Regions from separate parts of the Homo sapiens genome. Here region 2 is linked to region 1. Evidence: chromatin loops called from intact Hi-C (ENCODE). Cell type or tissue: IMR-90. All regions are shown on one strand.

Region 1 (2,500 bases):
ACCTTACATTCCTTAAATGTTTTACAATTATACCTTAATAAATTAACATATAATATATAGGTATATTACACTTGGTATATATAATATACTTCACATATACCTTATATAATAATTTATATTATGTGATACTATATTATAATGTATTAAATATATAATATACTATTTAATAATCATAATCATATATATTATTTAACATAATATATTAACATATGCTTAATATTTAATATATTAGACTAGTTATATAAATAATATATGATATAACTATATTACATATAGAATATATTATTTATATACTTCATATATAATATATAACGACATAAATATATAGATATATATTAATATATACTTCATATATAATGTATTATATGTGAGCTATTATATATAATATATAACAATATATAATATAGTAATAAACTTCGGAGAAAAGAAATATTCTACATTGTGGAAGTTTATATTATATATGATATATACTATATAAGATATATATTATATTATTATATAATATAATGCATATGAGGTATTATATAGACTTCATATATGTTATATATGAAGTATGTTAATATATAACACCTTAATAATTATACTTTATAACATTTTGGCTAATCCAAAGGCAATTTATTTCAAAACTTAGAGTTTACTAACTTAAGTGGAAGTGGAGGAGAGTAAATTTTGACAGAAAATGGAACAGCAAAAAGTTCTTTTCAAATGTTTGATTATTGTTTCATAGTATATAATTGTAGTTCCTTACAATATTAGTTTATCTGTTTCATATTTCTTGGAAAAAACCCTTTAATGTTAAGGCTCCTATGTAGGAATTCTTTGATGAGCGCGGAAAAGCTGGAGTGAAGGGGTTGATAAATGTTTAAATTAACAAACTTGATTTTAAACTATCCAATAAATATTTCTCTTAAAAAGTTAGGCATATTTTGATCAGTTTGGTTCCTGTTTTATTTTTTTCCTTTCTTGATCCGCTTCTCAGCTGTGGCTGCGATCTCTGGCATCTCCACAGCATTGATGAAAAAACCCTTTTAAAATGACTGTATCTTGTGTCTTGTGTGGTCTTCTCTCTTCTCTCTCAATTTAAAGTATTAAAATTGTTTAACATCTTTCTAGGAAGCAGGTAACACAATGGTAAGTTTACAATCTTCCTCCTGTCCCTTTGTATACAGGGGTCAATTTATGTTGGTAATATGGTGAATGATCAAGCTCCAATATTAAACTTTGGAGACAAGTAATATCCTACCTTGTGGAAGTTTGAATTAAAAGATCTCTTTCAAGTGCAGTTGAGAATTTAGCCATAACTCTATCATTCAGAGATAAATTAAAATTCAGTGTGCTAGTGTATGTGCATGTTTTACATCAAAGGCAATGGTACCAAGAATGCATACTTAACCTTCCGCCGTGAGGAGTTTGAATTGGAAAATTTTAATCCAGGTTATAAATCACTTGAGAGACATTTAAAATAGCCACAAGGGGGCAGCAAAACACACAGGATTCCCTGAATCCACTGACGCAGGAACATTTCGCTGTGTCTTACGAAGGCAAACGAAAGAACGAATTAAAGTACCTGGCGTTTGAGCCGTCTTCAAACACTGGCATTTCTAGTACCAATACAGTGAAGCCGGCAGGGGAGACGCTATACTTCCTAACTGAATAATATATGAGACACCAACTTTCTAAGTATTTCTTTTCTTTTTCTTCTTTTTTTTTTTTTTTGAGATGGAGTCTCGCTCCCTCACCCAGGCTGGAGTGCAGTGGCGCGATCTCAGCTCACTGCAAGCTCCGCCTCCCGGGTTCAAGCGATTCGCCTGCCTCAGCCTCCGGAGTAGCTGGGATTACGGGCACCCGCCATCACGCCTAGCTAATTTTTGTATTTTTAGTAGAGTCGTGGGGAGGGTTCACCATGTTGGTCAGGCTGCTCTCGAACTCCTGACCTCAGGTGATCCATCCGCCTCGGCCTCCCAAAGTGCTGGGATTACAGGCCTGAGCCACGTGCCCGGCCCCTTTCTAAGTATTTCTTATGAAGGGCTACTGTGATTTGCACCCAGGGAGGGCGAAAACCTGTCAGTGGCTCATGATACTTACCAGTGGAGCAGATTGTAAATTCCTCTTCCTCCTTCTCCTATAAAGATTTCTCTGTATTCCAGGGGCAAATAACAATAGGTAAAGTATCAGTTAGATTTAACTTTTAAAAATAAGAAACAGACCCTCTTGCAGAAGCAGTAAATACTTATGAATCACTTATCAATTATCAGGCACTGTTCCACAGGGAAGAGTCCAGGGTACTGGTCGAACCTGGATTTTATTGTCAGGCTTTCTTGGTGTGAAACTGTACAAGCTCGGGCAGATTTCTTCGCCTTTAGATGTCTTAGTTTCTTCACTTGTAAGATGAGGCTAATTCTATAGGTTGCTTTAAAGATTAAGTAAAATAATATATGCCAGCTCAGTGGCTGACATATGATAAGAATTGAATTAACAGTTATAAAATTACTATCATACA
Region 2 (2,500 bases), 600 kb after region 1:
CATTTACAAAATTTCATTTGCAAAATTTCATCCTTCATACTTCCTTATTTAGCTAATTAAGGTAATGATTCTACTTAGATTGGAAAGTTCTAATTAAAATCATTAATTTTTCCCGAACCTTCTCCTTCAAGATCTAAGCTTTGCTGCACATCCTTCAGTCTTTGGGAGGAGAGAATGTTGGGGGATGTGCTGCTGATAATTGATGAGAGAGAGCAGGATACATTTATTATGACCTTCCTCCCGCTGCCCAGCTAAATTTATACAGCCAACCATAATCTAATAACTCTGTGTTCCTTTCTTTAAAGATTTTCCTATCATATGAAACTATTTCGGCCTGTGGTGTATTCTTTCTAATTAGAGTAGAATACTAAAGCAAAACCATTTCAATCCAAGTTGCATAAAAATGCCATCCCTTTCCGAGTGACTGGTTTTCAAAGCGAGCTCATTACCTGGAAAAACAACAACAACAAAAGTGTTGCCTCTCTGAATTCACGTGGTTTGGAAAATTCTTAGCCATCTACAGATGCACCAACTGAATCATAATAAAGAAGAGAAAATCTATAAATGATTAATTTCCTTTTTCTATTTAGGCTTAACATGTTTTAAGGGATAATTAAACTTTTGGCCTGTTTCTTAGAAGTCCAGGAGGAAGCATATTTCAGAAGAAGCTTATTGAACTGAGCGGTGAACTCATTCATTATCCTTTGGTTAATACAGAGTGAACTTGTCTACCCTCAGGTTCATTTAGCTTTAGGCTACAGCCTAGATTCTTAGACATCCGTCTATTTTACAGTATTAATTCAAGCTGTTTATAAATAACACATGACTAAATAGATGTTAAAGAAGACCTCCCTTGGGGCAGGCATTATTCCCACGTGCATGGCAACAGAGTTCGTAACAGGGCTTGGTGAACAGTATAATCTCAACACATTAACTGGGACCACATCGCCATTTGGCTATCAGAGCAGCCACACCGAGTGCATCATCTCTTGCACACCCTTTTAATTTAAGTACCTTGCTCAGTGCTAAGAAAAAAGGCACACTTGTTAAGGCAGGAGTAAGTGCGGATCTGCGAAACCTAAGCAAGCATATTTCACCAGCACCTCCTAGGGGCCACGTGTGGATATGAGGATGGGAGGTGGGGACTCGCACAGAACCTTTCCTTGAATTGTCAGTTTCACCTCTCCTACACACAAAAATCCACCCCGACTGCGCCGTCCACAATACCAGCTAGTTTGCTGAATTAGTTCAGCGACTCAAGGAGGCCTTACGAGGTTTAAATAAACTGCACAAAAGACACATTTGATCGCTCGAGAAAATAAACATTTAAAAAACTCAGTGGAAAGAAAGACTCCTAAAATATATCCTGTCCTTTAGGAGCAAAGCTTCGTTAGGACACCGAAGTACTCAGAAATAATAGGCACTTACTCTTCGGTTTACACACACACACACACACACACACACGGATTAGTTTATAAAGTTCCAGGATCCAGACCCGGTTAACACTGAAGTTGCTTTTTAGGGGTCTGCGCGCTCTCGCCTGGCTGCTGGGAAGGAGGGCTGGGAGGCGCTGAAGCGAGGGCAGATCTGAGTGTCTGTAGGAGTTGCTATTCCAAAAAAAATCATTACTCTCTAATTGTTCTGATTTTAGATCAGCAAAGCGTGCCGGGCGGTGGTGGAGAGACTGAGGGCGGACAAGGCGAGAGGGAACGAGCCGTCCACCCTTCGGAGAAGCCTAGGCGCCTTGTAAGTAATTCGCGAACAGTCGGGAGAACAAACAGCCAAGCGGCGCTGCAGTGGCCGCACTTGCGCGCGTCTCAATCCTGGGGGCTCTGCGCGCCCGCCCCAGTCCCTCGCCCCATTGACTCAGTGGCTTCTCCGGGCGCTGCAGCCTCCGCGGGGGGCTTCGAAGGGCCGAGGGGCTCCGGCAGAGAGGGAGTGGAGAGGGAGACGCGCCGGGACCGACGAACAATCCTGCCCCTGCGGCAAAGGTCTCTACCCGGCGCTGGCACCTCGCAGGCCCCTCGAGGAGCACGCAGGGCAAGCGGCCCAAGAGCGGGGGAACCGGGAAGTGTGTGGGGCTCCAGACGGAGTAGGAAGCTTTGCCCAAGGCCAGGCTGCAATCAGGCAGCCGCAACAGCCGGGCGCGGAGCTTCCCACCTGCTGCTGTCCCAGCTGGGCCGCAACTTCCTCCTCCCCGGCCCGGGCCCGACTCCCCGGCCGGGCTCCGAGGGTGGAGGGGGACGAGGCGGCGGCAGGTTCCCTCCGCTGGCAACGCCTCGCAGCATCCTCCCCTCCCCGCCGCGGTTCCCGGGGCCGGCCGCGCGGCCAGGCGCGCTGCGATTGGCCGGCAGCGGCCGGGGGCGGGGCCAGGAGAGCCGGTGTCGCACGGACCGCCTCAAAAGAGCCCAGGATATTGCAGAGCGCACTGGAGCCCTGGCCAGCGCGCAGCCTTCCCGGCGCCGGCGGGCTGGGTCTTGGGAATTCTGGTTTGCTTTGG

Evidence for each region. Peaks named below come from ENCODE experiments on the same cell type or tissue, not always from the same donor. Only the 100,000 strongest peaks of a DNase experiment are listed, where the experiment ranks them.
Region 2: it touches region 1 in a loop (6-fold over the local background); 14 of 110 quality-filtered maps call a loop at or near these places.

The regions. Positions count from the first base shown.
Region 1 is chr17:69,567,739-69,570,238 of GRCh38, forward strand. No RefSeq gene overlaps it. Among named protein-coding and RNA genes, the nearest start is that of LINC01483, 25 kb to the right of the region's middle. RefSeq lists an enhancer at 1,358-1,859. In IMR-90, a CTCF peak has its summit at 1,471 (motif pointing right); a DNase peak (open chromatin) is centred at 1,503; H3K4me3 peaks cover 218 bases; H3K27ac peaks cover 629 bases.
Region 2 is chr17:70,167,112-70,169,611 of GRCh38, forward strand. KCNJ2 (potassium inwardly rectifying channel subfamily J member 2) reads left to right here and starts at 2,421. Exons shown (of 2, transcript NM_000891.3): 1 at 2,421-2,500. KCNJ2-AS1 (KCNJ2 antisense RNA 1) reads right to left here and starts at 2,291. Exons shown (of 1, transcript NR_036534.1): 1 at 1-2,291. RefSeq lists a silencer at 2,017-2,476. In IMR-90, CTCF peaks have their summits at 1,105 (motif pointing left) and 1,865; DNase peaks (open chromatin) are centred at 1,100 and 2,340; H3K4me3 peaks cover 1,537 bases; H3K27ac peaks cover 968 bases.